Linked DNA regions of Mus musculus: region 1 is linked to region 2. A link is a contact called in ENCODE POLR2A ChIA-PET data. All regions are on one chromosome and are shown on one strand. The core of a region is the stretch at or near the end of the contact, and the rest is flanking DNA. Distances in the headings are between cores, read along the strand shown. Region 1 holds the start of Snhg15 (small nucleolar RNA host gene 15). Region 2 overlaps Ccm2 (cerebral cavernous malformation 2).

Region 1 (5,632 bases), core at 1,045-3,544, 41 kb before region 2:
AATGCATTAACACTAAGCTGGCAACTGTCCACGTACCATTTACCCCACAGCTTCCATACCAAGAACAGGACATTTCCCTTCAACACAACTCAGTCATGACTGGCACTCCAGAAAAGAACACAGGCTGTAGGACTAGAGATGCCTGCTATCAAAGGAGAAAACCAATTCCTGCAAGCTGTTCTCTGACCTTGATGTTCTATGCCATCCATTGGCCCATACCTACCCATGGACACGCACACAAAAGAAGTACAATTAAAGGTTTGAGTTAAGGGGCTGGAGATAGATAGCTCAGCAGTTATCACTGACTGCTCTTCTAGAAGTCCTGAACTCAGCAACCACGTGGTGGCTCAGAACCATCTGTAATGGGATCTGATGCCCTCTTCTGGTGTGTCTGAAGTCAGTGACAGTGCACTCACATATGTGACATTGAAAGAACTCAGTGGGGAAACCCCCACTCAGCTCCCGATTCGGCGTGCACCCAAGAATCACGAATAGAACACAACACCTTGATGTAACAACAAGAGGTTTTTTTAATGGCGGAGCTCCGGGTCGAAACGTATCTCACATAACAGGAGACAGTGGATTCGACCACGAGGCTTGGAAGCTAGGGGTTTTTATAGAAAAGGAGTGGGGCTGGGGGAGGAATTGGCGCGGTTTCACATCAGCAGCCTGTAACATTTAACTTAGGTCAGAGGGGTGGGAGCTAGGGAGGCGATGGGCTTGCCCGGGCATGTCCTGGTCTGTTCTGCTATGTTCTCAGCCCCAGGTTTCAAAGCTCAGAAACAACTCTTTGGGCTATTTAACATACATTACATGAATTACAGTTTTATTCCCTTTCAACATAAAGATTTGAAATGAGGGCCTGGTGTGGTAACACACACCCTTAATCCCAGTACCTGGGATTCCTTCCTTTTGCCGGGAGGCTTTCCTTAGGTATTGGCACAGCAGCCAGATTTCTACCATCTGCAGGCTCTCTGCCTTTTAAGAACCAGGCCTAAGGCCCGGTGTGGTGGCACACGTCTTTAATCCCAGCACTCGGGAGGTAGAGGCAGATGGATTTCTGAGTTCCAGGCCAGCCTGGTCTACAAAGTGAGTTCCAGGACAGCCAGGGCTACACAGAGAAACCTTGTCTCGAGAAAAGAAAAAAAAAAAAAGAAAAATAAGGCCTAGAGCCCAAATGGAACCAAAACCACGTGTCACCACACCTGGGGTTTTACTTCAACACCGGAGACCCAACTCTGGTACTCCTGCTGTATTTTGTAACTGTTTTAAGGATTTACTACTTTGTACTAACTCTGGAGCACAGAAAAATATTCAGCTGGGTGTAGCCTTACACACCTTTAATCCCAGCACTCAGGAGGCAGAGGTGAGTGGATCTGTTTTGAGTTCCAGGACAGCAAGAACTACAGAGAAACCTTGCCTCAAAACAAAACCAACAAGAAATGACTTATTTGCCTCTGCACCATGTGCAGAACTATCCCACACAGTTAAACAAAACAAAAAACCCAAAGTGCAGCATTGCAAATCTTACCGGCTTGTAATTTATCCACGTGGCAGGTGTCTGCCATATTGTCTGAAATTTCTATAACCTTGCTCTGGAGAGGGCAGGGCAAGGCCTCAAACCACTTCAAAATTGTTCTGGCAAGCACTGTAGGAATGCACAGGGTCACTGCAGACCCAAGCACGCTGGAGGCTTGCTAAGTATATCACTCCAATCCTGCACGACCCATACTGCAGTCTCCCAGTCCCCAGAAGTCTAGGGGAGAGAATTAGTCCTGAAAATGAATTCAAGATACGGAGTTTGGCTTCACCGGCCACCGAGCTTCCACAACTGACTTACCAGGACATGTCCCAAAGCTCGGTCATCCCTTCCACGCTGTAGGGCCACCCACAGGGCCTCGATGTCCACCTAGGAGGGGAGAAAAGACAGATTCAGCGCAGCCAGTGCGTATCACCCAGTTCTAGCCCCTCCGAACGTTCTCTCGTAAAAGGAAAAAAAAATCTCTTGAGGGAAGACTCTGCTTGCTTGGGCGGAACTAGCTGGGGTTGGAAAGGAATCCCCCAGAAACAGGCCTAACTCACCCGGTGGCACGTGTCTCCCCAGGGCAAACGTCCCTGCTCCACCGCAGGCTGATCTCCTGCCACCGAGCTCAGCCATCTCTACCTGGACTCGGAATAGCCCTGCACGGCGCCTGTGCCCTGATGACGGAAGATAAGGTGAGGGCCGCAGCACATGCTAGGAAGGACCCGCCAGCCATGGCTGCCAGCTGAGGACGCTCACGTGTGCTTAAAGTTACGGTCACAGCAGCGAGCCGCGCACGCGTAACGTCACCACGCAGCCCCGCCCAAAGCCGCGTGCGCGGGCTCCAAGACACTGACGTCAGCGCCCCTGGGGCGTGGCCTCGAGCGCGGGTTTAACCCGCTCCCCCAGCTGGCCGGTCCTGGTAGTGGCGGTTGATCGAATGCGGACCTCAGACTCAGGGATTGCCTTCTGCATCCTATCCTTTTAGTAATCCGGGTGCCAAAGCTGGGGCCTGGAACCGGAGGTAGCCCTGGCTGAGAAACACGTGGACGCTGGGCCCTGGGATGGACCAACACAACAACAACCAACAACAAAGTGATGTGAATGGACCAGAAAGTGAGAGGGGGCAGGAAAGAAAACCTCGGTCAGCATTTTTATTTTCTTTATTTTTTGTTTGTTTTGTTTTTCGAGACAAGTTTCTCAGTGAAGGCCTGGCTGTCCAGGAACTCTGTAGAACAGGCTGGCCTCGAACTCAGATCCACCTGCTTCTGCCTCCACAGTGTTAAGATTAAAGGCGTGGGACACCACTGCCCATCTTTTCCTTTCTTTTAAAAACATATGTCTGCCCTTTCTTCACCTTCCAACATGGACTTCTTCACGAATTTGCTGCAGAAACAAGCACCACAAGAAGCACGAGTCTTTGTAATAGTTAACAAAGCTTATGGCCACACTCAGATCAGAAGTCACCGGAGAACCATTCCCAAGCCCAGGGCCTTGAGCTTGCAAATGCTCTACTGTCACATCCTCAGCCCTTTCTTGAATTTTTCTTTCTCTCTTTTATTCCCCCCTCTTTTTAGAGGTTGGGTGGCTTAGTTCTCATTAAATTTCTAGTGACACAAACCACAGGCTCATAACTGAAAAGGAGCTAAGACTTTATTTTTGGCCCAGGAAGGTAGATCGGCAGCGAAAGGCTCTTGCCACTAAGCCTAAATTTGAATCTCAGAAACTATAAGGTGGAAGGAAAGGGGACTTCATCAAATTGTTTGCCCACTCCACTTGTAGGCTGTGTGTATGTGCATGCTTACGTGTCACACATACAAACACACACAAATGTAACAATAAAAATTACAAAGAGTTTATAATTGGTGCTGTAGAGATGGCTCAGTAGTTAAAAGCACTTGCCACTCTTACACAGAGCCCAGATTCAATTCCCAGCGTCCACATGGTGATGACAACTATCCTTAACTGCAGTTCCAGGGATCTGCACATTCAAGTAGCTGGGATTACAATCCGGGCTCACCAGGCCCAGCTGGGAGTCATCTTTTCTGAATGTAGTTGTCAGAGGACTTGAGGCTCCAACTTTCAATGCTTTAATGACAAGAGTTTGTTCCTTGACTCCAAATTGCAAAACCTGCCTGTTTGGGGCCAACACGATGGCTCACTGGGTAAAGAAAGGCACTTGACACAGAGCCTGATGACCTGAGTTTGACCCCTGGCACACTTGTGGTAGGAGAGGAGCAAGTCCCACAAGTTGTTCTTTGAACTCCGTGCATGTGCACGCATTAAATAACTATAATTAAAAAAATTAGGGGCTGGTGAGATGGCTCAGCGGGTAAGAGCACCCGACTGCTCTTCCGAAGGTTCGAAGTTCAAATCCCAGCAACCACATGGTGGCTCACAACCACCCATAATGAGATCTGACTCCTTCTTCTGGAGTGTCTGAAGACAGCTACAGTGTACTTACATATAATAAATAAATCTTTAAAAAAAAAAAAAACTTTAAAAAAAATTAGGGGCTGGTGAGATGGCTCAGTGGGTAAGAGCACCCGACTGCTCTTCCGAAGGTTCGAAGTTCAAATCCCAGCAACCACATGGTGGCTTACAACCACCCATAATGAGATCTGACTCCTTCTTCTGGAGTGTCTGAAGACAGCTACAGTGTACTTACATATAATAAATAAATAAATAAATCTTTAAAAAAAATTAATCCCTACTTGTGTTATTAAATTTTTAAAAACATATTTTATGTGTATATGTCTTAGGGTTTCTATCCCTGTCATAAAACACCATGACCAAAGCCAACGTGGGGAGGGACAGGCTTATTTCACTTACAGTTTCATATGACAGTTCATTATCAAAAGCAGCAAGGACAGGAACTCAAGCAGGTCCCGGACCTGGGGGGCAGAGCTGACCCAAGGGCTATGGAGGGGTACAGCTGACTGCCTTGCTCATCGAGGCATGCTCAGCTTGCTTTCTTACAAAAAGCAGGCTTATAGGACCACCAGTCTAGGGATGGCCCCACCCACAGTGGGATGGACACTTCCCCCATCAATCATTCATTAAGAAAATGCCCTACAGCCAGAGCCAGATTTTTTTTTTTTTTTTTTTTTTGAGACAGGGTTTCTCTGTATAGCTCTGGCTGTCCTGGAACTCACTTTGTAGACCGGGCTGGCCTTGAACTCAGAAATCTGCCTGCCTCTGCCTCCCAAGTGCTGAGATTAAAGGCGTGAGCCACCACGCCCGGCTCTACAGCCAGATCTTATGGTGACATTTTCTCAATTTAGATTCCCTCCTTTCAAATAACTCTGGCTTGTGTCAGAGTTAAATCACAGTATGGGTGTTTTGCCTGCATGTATGTCTGTGTGTGTGTGTGTGCATGTGTGTGTTTGTGCATGTATGTCTGTGTATGTGTGAGGTGTGTGTGTGAGTGTGTGTGTGGTGTATGTGTGTGAGTGTGTGGTGGTGTGTGTGTGTATGTGAGTGTGTGTTGGGAGCCGCCCCCACATTCGCCGTCACAAGATGGCGCTGACATCCTGTGTTCTAAGTGGTAAACAAATAATCTGCGCATGAGCCAAGGGTATTTTATGACTACTTGTACTCTACCTTTCCCGTGAACGTCAGCTCGGCCATGGGCTGCAGCCAATCAGGGAGTGATGCGTCCTAGGCGAAATATAACGCTCCTAAAAAAGGGGACGGGGTTTCCGCCATTCTCTCTCGCTGGCATCTCTCTGGCTCTGCGCGCCCTGCGCTCTCTCGCTGCCTAAAGATGTAAACAATAGAGCACGCTCTGCGCCCCGGCGCGCCAGAGCTCTGGCTCCTAAAATTATTGAAGGGGCTTTCGTTTTGGGGGCTGGGCGCTGGGCGCTTGCCCTCCTGGCTCCCAAAGATGTAAGCAATAAAGTTTTGCCGCAGAAGATTTTGGTTTGTTGCGTCTTTCCTGGCCGGGCGTGAGAACGCGATTAAGAATTGGTGCTGAAATCCGGGACGAGAAATTCCGGGACGAGAAAAAATCCGGGAAGAAAAAACCCGGGAGGAAACTCGGGACGGGAGCTTCACCGGCGCAAGGAAGATCCCTCATTCCAGAACCAGAACTGCGGGTCGCGGTAATAA
Region 2 (5,756 bases), core at 697-3,196:
CCTGTCTCGAAAAACCAAAAAAAAAAAAAAAAAAAGAGAGAGGCTAGGGATATAACACAGGTGGAGAAATAACTACCCAACGTGTACAAAGCTCTGAGTTCTGTTTGTTTGTTTGTTTGTTTGTTTGTTTGTTTTGTTTCTTTGAGACAGGCTTTCTCTGTGTAGCCCTGGCTGTCCTGGAACTCACTCTGTAGACCAGGCTGACCTCGAACTCAGAAATCCACCTGCCTCTGCCTCCTGAGTGCTGGGATTAAAGGCGTGTGCCACCACGCCAGCTAAGCTCTGGGTTCTATTCTTAGCACTGCAGAAAAACAAAACAAAACAGATGGTGTGCATGTTGGAATCCTAGCCGTAGTCCTTGGGACCAGGAGACAGGACTGACGCTCCGTCTCCTCAGCCACACAGTGGGTTTGAAGCTAGCCTGAGCTGTTGGAGACGTCTCAAAAAAGTAGCGGAAGTGCCTGTGCTCAACACTCAGCTACAGCTCTGGAGTTCCTGTCATCTTATCTCTCTCTCTTTTCCACACCAGCAGTGAGTGCAGGAAACTGCCCTGCATGTGTGAACACAAGCGTTTATGTGTGCGTGCATGCATGTGTGTGTGCGTATGTATGTGTGTACTGATCAAGATAGGACTACAGGGTCAATGACAGACCATTCTAGGTCACAGAGGCAGATGCCTGGTGATAGAATCAGCTCCCATGAGTGGAATATTTTAATATTTACAGGGCCGTGGGTCACAATCTTTTCCTACTTTGGATTCAGAGTCGGGTGGGTGGTCATGGGTCATTATCTAGTGTGAGTGGAAGACAGTCTGAGGCTTTGGTGCTGGGCTGTAAAGACAGCCGTTGAAGAGGAGATGGATTGTTGTGAGTAAAAACAGTAACGGAAATAACTGCTGACACCGTTTTCCATTATAATCAAATATAATCAGCTCAGCTCTCTGTAGCTATCGCATGGATTGTTCATGAGAACATGGAACATGCAACAATCATAGCTCATTTTAGAGACCATAGCTCAGCTCATATCCTTGTATGGGAAAGAATCAGGATAGCTCAGACCACCACAGAGGAGTTGAGCCTTGAGCCTGGCGGAAAGCCTGTGGGGAGAGCAGCAGGCATGACGGCTGGGCGTGCACAGCTCTAACACCGAGACTCATGCTGCTGTCTTGTCGGATGGGCCTCCTGGATCTGTGCCCATCTTAGTAGATCAATGGAATAAAACCAAGATAACAAGGACCAAGGATGTGAAGCTAAGGAGGCAGGGAAGCTGTCCACAGCAGGAGGGCACAGGCACAGGCACAGGAAAGGTGTCAGGGTAATTTTCTGAGGCTGGGTGAGTCTTATTTGATTGTTGGTTTCATGCCTGGTGCTGAGAGCTGAGCCTAAGAGTGAGGCTGGGAAGTAGCCACATGCGGCATCTCCTGGGAGCCTTGGCCATGTGAGTCTTGCCTGATAACTTATTCTCTCCGTTTTTTGTTTGTTACTAGCTTGGGGGGAGGGACGGTCAGAGCTGAGCCTGCTGTAGTTTCCCAGCTGCTGCCTGGCTGCCAGGAACATAGTGGGTGAGTGTAGGAGAGATGTCTCTTGCAGAGAGAAAACAGCTAGGGTATCATCTCCTCCTTTCATTGCTCGTGTCTTTGGCCTCTGAGCTGATGCTGTAGATGATGTATTTAAGTGTTTCTCTGAGTGACAAAGAATGGCTGGCAGCGCCATCTTTCCACAGAGTGGGGGATAGCTTCTGTTGCGGTTGTTTAGGAGGCACTAGGTTTGATTCCCCTCTCCCTGGCCCACAAGTTCATTTTGATTACAGGTCGAGTCTTCAAAGCCTCGGTACTAAGCTCACATCCAGCAGGGGTGAGGCTGTGAGGTTAGTGGCTGCCTTGGAGCCCTGCCTGAGGGAAGGGGCTGCATGAGAACCTGGGGCTCAGTTAGCGCCTGGGCTCCTTAGAGCTCATGTGGCCTTGGCTGCTGAGACAGAGGCCTTGTGGGTGGCAGCCCTCCCTGTCCCACTTGCACCTCAGAGCTGAGATGACATGGCTCACAGAGCTGGCAGGAGTTGGAACTCTGCTGTGTGGCTCTCTTCTGGGGGACTGTTCCCCAAATGACAGTGAGTTGCCTTCTGAGTGTGACAGCCACTTAACAGGCCTGTCTGTCCTTGTGCAGAGTCTGAGCTGGCTCCAGAGCCATGCCTCAGCCTCATGTTGGTCCTTTCTCATAGGCTGCTGTGCACAGTCCTATTTTCATGGCGACGGTGCTAACTCTGTTTGTTAGTGGTAGGTACAACACAAATGTGTGAATAATGAACTCCAATCATTGCCATTTCTGCCTGCAGCCTGGAATTGTGTCGCCATTTAAACGAGTATTCCTAAAAGGTGAAAAGAGTAGAGATAAGAAAGCCCATGAGAAGGTGACAGAGAGGCGCCCTCTGCACACTGTGGTGCTGGCGTTACCTGAGCGCGTCGAGCCAGACAGACTGCTGAGCGACTATATTGAGAAGGAGGTGAAGGTAAGTCACCATGGGCCACAGGGCACGCCTGCCAAACAGTTCATTGCCAGCTCTGCATAAATACATTAGCCTGTGTCCTACCCTCTGTCTTGCTTCTGGATGTATCTAATAATGAAAACTCCAAACCCAGTCCCAGTCCTTAGCTTTGGTTTCTGATCCTCTGTGTAGCAGAAGACTACTCTGTCTTGAAGGTCATGGATATTGTGTAAAACAGGGAAACCTCGTCTCCTCCGATTTGCAGACAGATGACAGCAGGCGCTTGTTCCAGGCCCTTGTTTAGGACTCCGATGCTCAGCCTAACGCTGGAGGCCTTATATCTCAGGCCTGCCTGTGCCCAAAAGACTACTCAAGCTGTGTTATGTCCCTGAAAGTAAGTTAATGAAATGATAGAAGCTGTGAGCTCAGAGAGGAGAGGAGAGGTGTTGGTCATAGAAGGCCACTGGAAAGAAGGAAGCGGTGAAGGTGAAGTAGCCTAGTTGGTGGCTCCAGCTGGGTCAGGCCCCTGCAGAGGACAGAGTCCAGTGACTCGGGGGGCTCCAGTGCTGACTAAATATGGATTTGTAGGCACCCTCCACATTGAGAGGAGGGCTTGGGATTTACTGACAGCTGGCATAGGAGTGGGTGGGAGAGCCCCAGCCTGAGCTTCCTGAGTCGGAGCCTGTTAGGGATGGTGTGAGTCCACAACCCCTTTTATGTCCAGGCTTCCGGAATGTCTTGGAAAACACAGACAGGTTACCGTCAAGTGGCGCTCTCCTTGATGCAGCTGAGAAATTCTGCACTGACCTCGGATTCCCGGCCATTCAGCTCGAATGGAACCTAGCGGATAGAAAGCCTGCCCAGCACACAGCTTCAGTCAGCTCTTTAGGGTCTCCTTTAAACACAGGCAGCAGAGCATAAGTGTGCATTTCCTGCAAACTTCTGACATTGAGCCCAAGACAGTAAACATGAATTTGAAAGCAGTGGCTCCAAAGTGAGGGCAGCAGTGGGCATTGTGCGTGCTGATAGTGGATCAAGTTCTGAGGAAAGTGTTGTTGGATAGCTTTGTTGCTGTGAACATGGGAGTGTGGGAACCTATGTGTGGATAGGTGTGCCAGCCAGTCACTCACTGGGGTAATCAGATGAATGACGGGCTCATCTGCTGTTGGCTGCTAGTGAGCTATTTTCAACTGATAAGAACAAACTGAAATTTTGGTTGTTAAAATTTTTTAAGTGAATGAATTGATTGGTTTTATACATATAGAATTTTTTTTTTTTTGAATTTTCAAGACAGGGTTTTGCTGTATATTCCTGGCTGCCCTGGAACTCACGCTGTAGACCAGGCTGGCCTTGAACTCAGAAATCCGCCTGCCTCTGCCACCCAAGTGCTGGGATTAAAGCGTGCACCACCACTGCCTGACCATATAGATGTTTTATTTACCTGTATGTCTATGTACCACATGCATCAATGCCCACAGAAGCCAGAGGAGGATGTGGGGTATGTGGGGTTCCCTGGGTCTGCTGCTGAGAAATGGAACCCAGGTCTTCTAGAAGACCTCAGCCATCTCTCTAGCTCTGGTTTGCTTTTCTAAGACAATATCTCACTATGTGTCTTAGGCTACCCTTAACTGAAGGTCTTCTATCCTCTGCCTCCCAAGAGATGGGATTGAGGGTGTGTGCACTACACCTGGTATATAAACTGTTTAGACAGGAGTACTCAAATGCTAAAAAGTATACCTCAGTAAATACATAGACCAGTAACATAGTTATATTGAGTACTTTTCTCTGCTTTGACAGACTAGCTGATAGAAACAACCCACAGGAGGCTTTCTTCTGGTTCCTGGAAAGGCATGGCATCAGGACTATGGGCAGCTGGTCCCAGGGTTCCCCCTCACAGCAGGAAGTAGCAGGGATGCATGGCGATGCGCTGCTGTGGGTATTATGACACATATACTTAAAAATAATAAAAATAACTTTAATGTGTCATAATTCCATAATTCCCACTTTAGTAGTCCAGTGTAGAAGCTCTCTCACAGGCATGCCTACAGGTTTGTCTCCTAGACTCTGTCAGGTTGACAGTATTAACATCAGTCATTTATTATGAGTGTTAAATATTATATATGTGCTATAGTTATTGTGTAGCTGTTAATGTATTCCGCCTTGTTTACATCATATCACTATGAATTGACCCATATGGGATGTTCACTGGGATGTTCAGATGGCCACAAAGTTCTTCAGCATTGGGAAAATGTGATGCCTTTGTGATCTTAGGGAACCTTTGTTATATTAGCTGTTGTAGGCCAAGCCATCACTAGGCAGCACATAGCTGCATATACTATTCTCAAAAAGACAAGAGGACATGCTGTTCATAATGAAATAACAAAGAGTCAAGATTTGTCTTCTTAATTTTATTTTTATTATTTTTAAGGATATGTATGTGTGTGTGTGTGTCTGTGTCTGTGTGTGTGTCTGTGTACTATCCAGTATAGTGCCTGCAGAGGTTAGAGATGTGTATGTATGTGGGCAGATGCTGGGAATGTAGGTCCTCCAAAAGAGTAGTCATTCAGGACCCTGTGAGAGACCCTGACTCAACCAGCAAGGTGGACAGCTCCTGAGAAACAACCACCTCAGGCCTCCACATATGCATATACACCACCTGTACACACACACACCACCTGTACACACACACACACACACCACCTGTACACACATACACCACCTGTACACACACACACACACACACACACACACACACACCACCTGTACACACATACACCACCTGTACACACACACACACACACACACACACACACACGCACACCCCACCTGTACACACACCACCTGTACACACACACACCACCTGTACACACACACACACCACCTGTACACACACACACACACCCCACCTGTACACACACACATGCGCGCACATGCACATCCATGGAACCAACCCCACAGTGCTGAAGAGAAAGCAGAGAACATCCGAGTAAATGGAGAGACAGGAGGCAGGCCTGGTTGGAGAGACAGTGTGTTGTAAGCTGGAAGGTGCAGCCGAGTTCATGTCAGTTCTTCTCAGCATCAGAGGAACGCATGGACCAGCACCTTGAAAAGCACAAGCTACACAGGACAACACCTAGTATGAAATAGGTTATCTGAATAGCTTGATGACGACGGTTTCTGTCATAATTCAGCAAGCTGTTTCTGTAGACAAAAGCAAGATTAGTCAGAAACGTGCCTGCTAGGACTGTAGACGAGAAGTCAAACAACTGCCAGGT

What was found. ChIA-PET counts read pairs that join two places held with the same protein, here RNA polymerase II (POLR2A).
Region 1: POLR2A ChIA-PET joins it to region 2 with 19 read pairs in Patski. The contact joins the promoter of Snhg15 here to the enhancer-like site in region 2. POLR2A ChIA-PET finds 5 or more read pairs at or near these places in 4 of 5 experiments (Patski and embryonic stem cell).

The regions. Positions count from the first base shown.
Region 1 is chr11:6,526,466-6,532,097 of GRCm38, forward strand. Snhg15 (small nucleolar RNA host gene 15) reads right to left here and starts at 2,295. Exons shown (of 4, transcript NR_045893.1): 1 at 2,083-2,295; 2 at 1,841-1,909. It overlaps LOC115487884 (a small nucleolar RNA gene), which reads right to left and starts at 1,700; the gene lies at 1,568-1,700.
Region 2 is chr11:6,567,633-6,573,388 of GRCm38, forward strand. Ccm2 (cerebral cavernous malformation 2) reads left to right here. Exons shown (of 10, transcript NM_146014.3): 2 at 2,332-2,505. Among named protein-coding and RNA genes, the nearest start is that of Ccm2, 24 kb to the left of the region's middle. Within about 2 kb of position 1,947, at least 2 of the 3 ENCODE cell types and tissues checked have a DNase peak (open chromatin) inside an H3K27ac peak, as active enhancers do.